2 separate regions of the Homo sapiens genome follow, and region 2 is linked to region 1. Evidence: chromatin loops called from intact Hi-C (ENCODE). Cell type or tissue: heart right ventricle. All regions are shown on one strand. Links, peaks and the distances in the headings refer to the core of each region. The heading gives the core; the rest is flanking DNA. Region 1 overlaps GRHL1 (grainyhead like transcription factor 1). Region 2 overlaps LOC112268412 (a long non-coding RNA gene).

Region 1 (5,372 bases), core at 232-5,231:
TACTTATCAGACATGCCCAACAAAACGTACTTATCAACCCTTCTAATCTATCAGTTAAAACGTAATTTCAAAAATCTCTACATAATGTGTCTTTGCAAGGCCAAAACAATAATTAAAAGCTATTTTAGGCCAGGCATGGTGGCTCACACCTGTAATCCCAGCACTTTGGGAAGCCAAAGTGGGCGCATCACATGAGGCCAGGAATTCAAGACCAGCCTGGCCAACCTGGCGAAACCCTGTTTCTATACAAAAATTAGCCAGGTGTGGTGGGTGTGCATCTGTAATCCCAGCTACTGGAGAGGCTGAGGCACAAGAATCATTTGAACCCGGGAAGCAGAGGCTGCAGTGAGCCGAGACTGCGCCACTGCACTCCAGCATGGGCGACAGCACCAGACTCTGTCTCAAAAAAAAAAAAAAGCTGTTTTACATTTTGGGAAGCCAAGATGGGAGGATCACTTGAGGACCGGAGTTCAAGACCAGCATGGGAAACATGGCAGGACCCCCATCTCCACAAGAAAATTAAAAATTAGCTGGGTGTGATGGGATGTGCCTGTAGTCCCAACTACTCAGGAGACTGAGTTTGGGGGATCGCTTGAGCCCAGGAGGTTGAGGCTACAGTGAGCAGTGATTGCACCACTAAATTCCAGCCTGGATGACAGAGTGAGACCTCATCTCTGATAAAGGCTGGGCGCGGTGGCTCACACCTGTAATCCTAGCACTGTGGGAGGCTGAGGTGGGCAGATTACCTGAGCTCAGGAGTTGGAGACCAGCCTGGGGAACATGGCGAAACCCTGTCTCTACTAAAAATACAAAAAACTAGCCGGCCGTGGTGGTGTGCACCTGTAATCCCAGCTACTGGGAAGGCTGGGGCACAAGAATTGCTTGAACCCAGAAGGCAGAATTGCAGTGAGCCGAGATTGCACCACTTCACTCCAGCCTGGGAGACAGAGGGAGACTCTGTCTCAACAATAAATAAATAAATAAATAAAAATAATTTTAAAAGTTATTCTATATTAGCAGCTATATTCTCATTTTGACATTAAATATTAAAGAGACCCTGGTCTTTTTCCATGAGTGTGTCTCAAACACTTGTTCCAAGCATCCCTGCCGATCTTACCTTGTCACAGAAGACCTTGATCTGGCAGTAGGCCCGGTGCACAGGCTTGTTGCTGCGGTTGTTGTAACTATAGGTATCAACTTGAATGTTAAGAGGCAACCCCTTCACTCCCTTCTGGGAAGAGAAATCTGTGCTTAAGCAGTTCACAGAGATGAAAACCTGCCAAGGGAAGAGAAGGTTCCATAAGCAACAGGCACCAAGTCAAACCTAGCACAGCTCATGAAAATATTAACATCACTGAAATTACTCAAGTCTATTTTAAATGAGAAGCTCAGCTTCTCATTTTTTAAAAAAGGGTTTTTAAAAAGAGGTGATCAGGGGTTTATTTTAAAACTGCTTTTGGTCATAGAAATAGCAGACCTTAAAGAGGAGGAAGAGTCGGCAGCTCTGAACCTCTGCTTATGTTCCCTTCCAGAATCCCTATTTAATATCAGCTAGGACAGGGGAAGAGGCTGGTTAGCTTTCCTGATGTCATTTTCCAAAGTTACCAATAGCATAGCTCCCTCTGCAGCTGTTCTGTAACTTAGTAAAAACTTCCTAGGAATCCACCTATATTTGCGTTGACACCACCTCTTAGGATAACCTGTAGTACTCTGTGTCCTCATATTTTAGAACTTATGACATCAGTGTTCCTCTAATCCACAATTTTTATAAGATTCCAATAAAGTTCTCTCTCAATCTTTGCCCATGCAGACTAAACAGTCCTCATTTCTTTCCAGTTTGTTCTTATTAACCTTTTGGTTATCAAATCACATTGGGCCCAGTGTTCAAGGGATGATTTGTAATTTACAATTATTTCCATACTCCTTTCTAGGTATGGAAATATCAGTGCAAGGGTCTTTTATTTAAACATAACTGGATTCTTTACATGCCCAGATTAAACCTAAGACAAAAGTGGTAACGTTTGTTAATAGGCTGAGAACTTAACGATCACTAAACACCCAGGAATGTGTTCCTCATTCAAGAAGTTCCACACAGATGTGGTCAAAACTCCCTAGAATAACCCGGGAAGATGTTATGCTGGTGGGTCTATTTCCATGAGAGAAACGAAGAATCCAATTCCTTAAGCAACAGTTCTACTATTCAATCATGAAATTACTTCAGAGAAACTGTCTAAACCAGACTTTGAGCTTCTCAACCCACAGTTTCAAAAGTCTGCTTTCCTATCAGTGCCCAAGCCACCACTTCCCACAGGAGCAATTTTTTTTTTTTTTTTTGAGACAGTCTGGCTCTGTCACCCAGGCTGGAGTGTGGTGGTGTGATCTCAGCTCACTGCAACCTTTGCCTTCTGGATTCAAGCCATGCTCCCACCTCAGCCTTCCAACTAGCTGGGATCACAGGTGTGCGCCACCACGCCCAGGTAATTTTTGTATTTTTTTTTTTTTTAGAGACAGGGTTCCACTATGTTGCCCAGGCTGGTCTCCAACTCCTGAGCTCAAGCAATCCTACCATCTTGGCCTCCCAAAGTGCTGGGATTACAGGCAGGAGCTACCACACTCAGCCCACAAGAACAATATTTAAAGATGACTTCCAAGTGCAGTAGGTTAGCACCGGCTACACTCACTCCAGCTGCTAGCATGTGCCTGAGCAATGCACTAAGCCGGCGAGAACCCATCCAGGGGGATCCCCCACCTTCGAAATGGAAGGCAGGAGATGTCACACCCTTCTCTCCTGGGCTCCAAATCAGTTATCTCCCGCACATTTTCTCAAAAGTTAAAATAAGCTGAGTCACATTATGAATATGACATTGGAAGCTGCTACTTAAGAGGAACCCAGTGTACAGCAAATAAACATGTGCCATTTCCCCACTATTTTTATCACTGTGGATTTTAAAAATGTTTTTGAGCTCCCTTTCAACTAGTTTTAGAATTTACTGCGGATGCATGTGCACCACATAGTGGACATTATTGGAATTACAGTTTTTAAAACTAAGACTGGCCCATTTCAGACCCTTCAACCCCGTGAGCTGACAGGGGAAGATTCCTTCTAGCCCCTGGGTCAACAGCCAAGAATGGGTCCACCACAAGCAGCACTGGGTGTCACTGGCTGAACTAGGGCAGATGGGGAAAAATTTAAGTTATAATGGGGTTGGGGGGCAGCTATAGTAACTTTTTTTTTTTGAGATGAAGTTTTGCTCTTGTTGCCCAGGCTGGAGTGCAATGGCGCAATCTCGGCTCACAGCAACCCTGCAACCTCCGCCTCCCGGGTTCAAGCGATTCTCCTGCCCCAGCCTCCTGGGTAGCCAGGATTACAGGCTTGCACCACCACACCTGGCTAATTTTGTATTTTTAGTAGAGACAGGGTTTCACTATATTGGCCAGGCTGGTCTCGAACTCCTGACCTCATGATCCGCCCACCTCGGCCTCCCAAAGTGCTCAGATTACAGGTGTGAGTCACCACTCCCGGCCACATTTTTTTTTTTAAACACTTCAAGTACAATCTCTAAATCCACAAATCAGAGGTAAGGAGAGTCTGTGGAATGCATTCAGGTTTAAAAAAAAAAAAAGTCCATGCAAACAACTAAGCAAAGTAACCAAACCACCATATATTTTTCAATTTACAACCAATGGAAAATCCGAATTTTTTCTGTCATTCTAGGCCACGTGGCTCAATTCCTAGTTCAAAAACAGCTGCCTGGGAAAGTTCGACTTCATCCTCACGATTCCAGGAAGTGATATTCCCTTTACAAGAAGATTTCACAGTAATCCAACCCGAAACCTAACCTCCCCTTGCTTCCCAGTTTCAAGTTTCTATTCAAAAAAGAAATGAGCAGGGGCCAAATCCCAGGATCGGGGCAAACATGGAGCTTTGGCACAGCTTTGCCCATGCTGGTGTGCATTCATGATGATTTGCAGTCTCTTACTGATATACATTTCTCTCTTATTCTAAAAAATCAATTCTTCCCAAACTTGGCAGTTTTCTAAATGTATTAAAGAAAGTTGACAATGGTCCTAATTCAGCATTAAAAAAAAAATGCTACCTTGCCTAGATAAATACACAAACATCCCAGGAGAAGGTGACAAAGCTGTGAAACGTAAGCACTGCAGGCCAGGAACATGAGAGACAAGAACAGTGGGCCGAAGATGCCAAAGAGAAGATGGGGCCGGTGCTCACGATGCCCCTGCTCTTAGGAAAGGATCCCAGGTAAGAACACAGATGATCAAGGGGATATGCTGGTGTGGAGGGGACATACGTGCCGGGTTTAACCCTCAACCAAAGTCTACAAGGGGAGCCACATGCACAGCCGCTTAGGTCTGAACATCAAAGCATTTGAGCTGGCCCCTAACTAAGCACTGCGACCCAGTGCAAGGGTCCTTACCTGTCAAAGGGCAGGGTGAGTTCGTGGATCTCTAGATGACTACCTCTGGACGTCTATGATTATATACTTATATTGACAAAGGATGAATCCTATATCCATACTGTTTTTACTGGTGACAATAATTTTGTGTAATACATTTACCTATCAACTTTTTATAAGTCATATTAGTTTAAAAATACCAAGTAAGTTGCCAGTTAAAGTCATCACAATAACTACTTATGTAAAACTTAAGAATCTCATACGGCAATGGCTCTCAAAGTGTGATGCCAGGAGCATCAGCACGAGGGAACTTGTTGGAAATGAAGATCCTGGTGCCCACCCCAGACTCACTGAATCCGAAAACTCAGGGAGAGTGAAGCGGGAGGTTAACAAGCTCTCCAGCTAATTCTATGCACACTAAAGTTTCAGAATCCTGTCTGTACAACAGTGCCTCACAACTCTGACTGAATTAGAATCGCCTGGCAGGACTTTAAAACATACGGATGTCAGATGTCCTGGCTACACCCCAGAGATTCTGATTTCATTGTCCTGGAATGGGTTTGAGATGCTGGGACTGTTTTTTTTGGTGCTTCCTACCAAATTCGAGTAATTCGAGTGATTGGCCAAGATAGAAACCACTGCGGTAACGTGATTAGTCTTCTAGCTGCTTATACACTGTGATCCACAAAAGGTCTACCTTGGCTCCAAAACTCTGAGATTATTAAAGCAAGTTCCAATACATGGTTTCCTTTCCTTAAAGAGTTAAGATATTTTTATATGTATTTATATGTATGCCAGCAAGTTTTTAACATTAAACAAAATTTTTACAGAGGCATAGCCCTATCAAATAAGAATATTCATGTAATCAAAAGAAAGATCTAGGTTAAAGCCATTTTGTTCAACCCTGCTATTCAATAAGGTCATGCAAATCCTCAAATACTCAAGAGTTCTTAAGAT
Region 2 (5,372 bases), core at 95-5,094, 51 kb before region 1:
GTCACTGAGGGACGAGAGGTGAAGCCACTTGCCCGTCATTGTCGGCCAGTGAGTGGAGGGCCCGGGATCCATCCCTCCAGCTCGGGTCCAGTGCTGCTTTGTCCCAGCTGCCTGCCCCTGGAAAAGAGGCTGCTAAGAGCACGTGCTGAGTCCTTGTAAGCTGGCCCAGAGTCGGGGGCTGTGGGCAGCTCCCACCAGGCACAAAAGGGGGTGCTCAGTCCCATCACTCCAGGGAGGGTGAGGAGGCCAGTGCAGTTTGTTCCTGCTGTGGCTGCCATACCCCTCCCCACACTGGACACACCTCCTGCCACGTGGTTCTGGCTGCCTCAGTGGCTGCACTCGGCCTTCTTTCTGTGTCTCCAGGCTGCGCTACAACCTCACTGTGTGATACGTCTTCAAACCTCCCAAGAGGGAGAACCAGGTTGGCTTAGGCTTTTAGGCTCAGAGTAGGGGGGCCACATGGCCCAATCTGCAACTTTTGCCAAAGGAAAGCCCCAGAATGGGGCTATGGGTGTAGTGGGCCCTGAAAGCTTCTTTGAGGACATGGGCACTTGGCAGGGGCCTTGCAGAGGCTGGGCTAGTACAGTCTATGTTGGGGAATGGGACCCCTTGGTGCTCAGGGCTGTGGGACCGTGGAGGAACAGGAGCCACCCTCGGCCCTTCCCATCCCTACTGTTCAGCAGGAAACTGACTCACAAACAATGGTACATCCTATATACCAAGAGCCGTGCTGGCACAGGCGTCGGGGGAAGAGGTGGGACCCGATTACTCGTGTCTGAGGAACTGGTGGGAGGGCTGGTCTGGGACAGTGCCCAAAGAAGACATCATTTGAGCTGGGTGTTAAGGACAGCTAGGAGGTAGCCACCCAGGAAACAGAGGTGCCCTTTTGGTACCAGCTTCATACCTCGTCCGCCTTTGCATTCTCCAGCTCTTGGCACAAGCCCCTCCTATGCGGTGGGTGCCCAGTGAATTGAAATAAGCCTAGGAAGACGCTTAGGCCTTTGTCCAGGCCAGTGGTTCTCCAGCATGAGCCCAGAAGGCGCGTTAAAACACGGATTGCCGGGCCTACCCACTGGCTGCTGACTGAGCAGGTCTTCCTGGGGTCTGTGAATCTGCATGTCTTTTTTTTTTTTTTTTTGAGACGGAGTCTTGCTCTGTTACCCAAGCTGGAATGCAATGGCATCATCTCAGTTCACTGCAACCTCCACTGCCTGGACTCAAGCAATTTTCTCGCCTCAGCCTCCCGAGTAGCTGAGATTACAAATGCCCACCACCATGCCCGGCTAATTTTTGTATTTTTAGTAGAGACAGGAGTTCGCCGTGTTGGCCAGGCTGGTCTCGAACTCCTGACCTCAGGTGATCTGCTGGCCTCGGCTTCCCTAAGTGCTGAGATTACAGGCGTGAGCCACTGCTCCTGGCCAAATATGCATGTCTAATAAGTTCCCAGATGTTGTTGACACCACTGGTCCAGGAATCGCGGCAGTGAGAACCACTGATTTAGTCCAATCTCTGCATCTTACAGAAAGGGAAATGGAGACACAGAGAACAGAAGCAGCCTGTCCTAGTTACTCAAAGTGTGGGCAGAGGAATGACTGGATGCCCTGCCTCCAGACTCACGCTGAGTCCCACCCCGAACCACACTGCAGTGCCACCCTGCCACCTCTTGGACAGAGTGCCCCAGGAGCAGCCCCAGAAGAAAGCCTCAGGAGGCCAGCATGTCTCTGGGCAACAGAACAAACCGCCGACTGGCCTGGGAGGGCAGGCTTCCAAGGGTCCTCGTGGCTACCCAGCCCATCTGCTCAGCCAACTGCTTGCATCTGGGTATGTTGCCAGCCCGACTTCCCCAGTGACCCAGCATAGTGCTGGCACCAGCGCAGACAGGGCAGCAGGGCCAGCCAGGCCAGGAGCTCAAGGCACTGACAGAGTGACCAGTGGAGAAACATCTCACAGGGTGACTTGGTGTGGATCCCTGCGGGGCCTGAGCAGGAATCTGTTGGGATGCTGCTGTCATTCCTGTCCCCTGGGCAGAGCCAGGGGGCACTTACCCAGGTCTCTGCTTAGGCTGATGACTGGTACTGTGTGCCACTCAGCGTTGGAGGTGGGGAGGCCCAAGCCGGCTAGCTTCCTGACTCAGCACAAAAACGAATTTTAACCACTTGAAGGAAATGCCCCGTCTGAGGCAGGCTGGCCTCTGGCTCAGAGCTGAGCACATTGGAACCAGGAGTCACCAGCCTCCCCCAGACAGGCCAGGCCCTCTGCCAGGGGCTTTCCTGGCACCAGGGCACTCATCACCACTGGCTCCTCCTGCTGGCCTGTTCCGTAGCCACAGCAGCTCCCCCTCTGCCCAGGAGCCGCCACCCAGGCTGCAGTCAGTGCCCCTCCCAGGAGTCCTCATGTGGGCATCTCTTCTATTGCTTGGTCAGTTTATACTTGTCTCTGCCCTAAATTGGGGGCTCCAAATCCAAAGACCGTGGAAACCTTTACTGAGTAGGCCCAGTGCAGGCTGAGGCTGATCCTCACCTAGAAACTGGCAAAGCACTTAACCAGGGTGGGCTTAGAAAGAGGCCTCGTGCCCAGGTTGGTCTGCAGCCCCTCCCTGGACACCTTCCTGGCTCAGTGTCACTCATAGATCCATGCTGGGTCTCGTTGGGTCACTCTGGGTCACTCTGCATGGCATGGGGAGCTGAGAGAAGCACAGTCTGCCTGTCTGCAATCATCTGGCACTCACAGTTTGGACGGAATCGTCATTCCTTTCACTAACCCTAGCTGTCCTCTCCCCAGTTTACCACTGCTGTGTGGGAACTTGAAAAAGTGGGTAAAATTAGCCAGGTGTGGTAGTGTGCACTTGTAATCCTAGCTACTTGGAAGGCTGAGGTGGGAGAATCGCTTGAACCCAGGAGGTGGAGGCTGCAGTGAGCCGAGATCACGCCACTGCACTCCAGCCTGGACAACAGAGTGAGACTCCATCTTAAAAAAAATAAAAAAGAAAAAAAGAAAAAGAAAAAGTGGGAGCTGTCGCTCTACTACAAGAAGGACCCCTCTTACTGTTTGATGGTGTTGGGCCATGGCAGGAGGGGGCAAGACCCTGGACTGAACTCACTGAACTCCCTGACTATAGGCTCAACTCCCAGAGGCAGTGATGGACAACCACCTGGGAGTTTGCTGTTTTGCTTTTTTATGCCCATTCACGTGTGGGCTGCTCTTCAGTAAGCAAGTTCCTGTTGGAGCCGGATATGCTGCCAGCCACTGGGCTGGGCACTGGGGAGAGAGGGGTGTGACACAGTTCCTGTGTGACCTTGGGCCAGTAGCTTAACCTCTCTGAGCCTGTTTTCTCATCTGTAAAATGGGGATGGAAACTATAACCACAGGACATCATGGGAGTAAAATGAGATCATGCTCAGAAAAATACTTGACAAAGGTGCCTGCCGATGACTACTAAATAAATGACTTTTTAAAAACTGTCCCTTGGTAAGGAAGCTCACAAGGAAAGTAATGATTATGGTATAGTTCACGAAATGCAAGGAGAAAGCACAGGGATGGAGCTCTCCCTTAGCACATGCCCCAGGGGAGGGGCTCACCTAGCCACTCAGCTTAGAGGGAGGGGACAGGAGATAACGAAAATGCATTGTAAATAAGCAAATGGAAGCAAAGGTACAGTTCTGTACAGAAGAATTGCAAATAATATATGGAGAGAACTCCCCTCCACGAAATGGAGCTTAATTTTCCTCCCCTTGAGTGTGGGCTGGACTTAGTGACACATTTCTAACAAATAAAGTATGGAAAGGGAGATAGCAGCTTTGCCGTGGAGAAACCTTGCAGTCATCATTTCAATCAAGAAACAAGGTTAATATCACCAGTGATAAATTGTGTTGAAATTACCTACTCCTGATATGACATGATGGGAAGGGCCCTTCATCGCCATGTTATTCTTTCCAAAAATGCAGAACTCCAGTTTAATCATGAAAAAAACATCTGACAAACCCAAATGGAGGAACACCCACAAAATGCCTCGTCACTGCTTTTCAAAAGGGCCAAGGTCATGAAAACCGAGAAAGAACTGAGAAACCATCTCACATCGGAGGAGGCACGATGGCTAAATGCACCCCGGTCGCCCTGGACTGGATCCGGAAATAGTAAAAGTGCATTAGTGGAAAACTGGTGAAATCCACCGAAAGTCTGCAGTTGGTGATAGTATTGAATCAATGTTAATCTCATAGTTTTGACAAATGCACCACGGTTACGTACGCGAGACGTTAACATTAGGGGGAACTGCGTGGAGGGTACGTGGTACTGTGTACTATTTTTGCAATTTTTGTTTGTTTGTTTTTGAGATGGAGTTTTGCTTTTGTTGCCCAGGCTGGAGTGCAATGGCGCAATCTTGGCTCACCACAATCTCCGCCTCCCGGGTTCAAGCGATTCTCCTGCCTCAGCCTCCCGAGTAGCTGGGATTACAGGCATGTGCCACCATGCCCAGCTAATTTTGTATTTTTAGTAGAGACGGGGTTTCACCCTGTTGGTCAGGCTGGTCTTGAACTTCCAACCTCAGGTGATCCGCCCACCTCAGCCTCCCAAAGTGCTGGGATTACAGGCATGAGCCGCCGAGTCTGGCCTGTTTGTTTTTTGAGACAGTCTCACTCTGTCACCCAGACTAGAGTGCAATGGTGCAATCTCAGCTCACTGCAGCCTCCACCTCCTGGGTTCAAGCGATTCTCCTTGAGAATCAGTGCCACCCGACTGGAACACATCACCTGGCAGCCCATTCTAGTACAGAGCAACAGCCCCCATGTCCAGGAAGTCTCTCTTTACTTTTGCCAAAGTTGCCTGTGTTATCTGCCCCAAGCCATGCCCCAGAAGTCCTCAAGCTAGGGCTCAGGCCCGCCTTGCTATCTCCCTTTCAGCACCTAGATCAGCTCATTGAGCACGTGGCACCTGCCAGGGAGTCACGCTGAAGCCCATGCCCCCACATCAAGGGTCTGTGAGATGGCAGCCCCAGAGGCTGGCCCAGGGTTCGGGGAGAGGGCCTCTAAGCCCCTCTTCCTCAGGAAGTGCCCCTCACCTTGTCCTGCCCACAGGCAGCAGCAGTGTCGGCCCTGATGGGCTCTGGCATTGGGAAGGGGCAGCGGGAAACAGCTCCTCTGTGCAGCCTCCCCAGGGGCTACCCCACAGCCCCACTCCCCGCCTGTGTGCTGCACGCTGGTCACCTTGTTTGCTCTGGGAGCTCCTTTACCAGGGGCTTCCTGAGGCCTCCGGCCCTACTGGTACCTGGAGGCCCCAGCCTCTTGGCTCAGGAGGAGTCCTGGGCTGGGCGTGGTGACTTAACGCTTGTAATCCCAGCACTTTGGGAGGCCAAGGCTGAAGGATCAATTGAGCCC

The links. Hi-C counts contacts between places; a loop is a spot of excess contacts. Peaks named below come from ENCODE experiments on the same cell type or tissue, not always from the same donor. Only the 100,000 strongest peaks of a DNase experiment are listed, where the experiment ranks them.
Region 2: it touches region 1 in a loop (3-fold over the local background); 96 of 110 quality-filtered maps call a loop at or near these places.

What each region holds. Positions count from the first base shown.
Region 1 is chr2:9,982,028-9,987,399 of GRCh38, reverse strand. It overlaps GRHL1 (grainyhead like transcription factor 1), which reads right to left. Exons shown (of 16, transcript NM_198182.3): 9 at 1,118-1,276. Among named protein-coding and RNA genes, the nearest start is that of GRHL1, 33 kb to the right of the region's middle. In heart right ventricle, for the core only: a CTCF peak has its summit at 3,011; no DNase peak of the experiment used is centred there; H3K4me3 peaks cover 515 bases; H3K27ac peaks cover 3,233 bases.
Region 2 is chr2:10,033,123-10,038,494 of GRCh38, reverse strand. It overlaps LOC112268412 (a long non-coding RNA gene), which reads right to left. Exons shown (of 2, transcript XR_002959369.2): 2 at 1-117. Among named protein-coding and RNA genes, the nearest start is that of KLF11-DT, 7.6 kb to the left of the region's middle. RefSeq lists an enhancer at 4,503-5,003. In heart right ventricle, for the core only: a CTCF peak has its summit at 2,303 (motif pointing left); DNase peaks (open chromatin) are centred at 1,825 and 2,124; H3K27ac peaks cover 2,898 bases.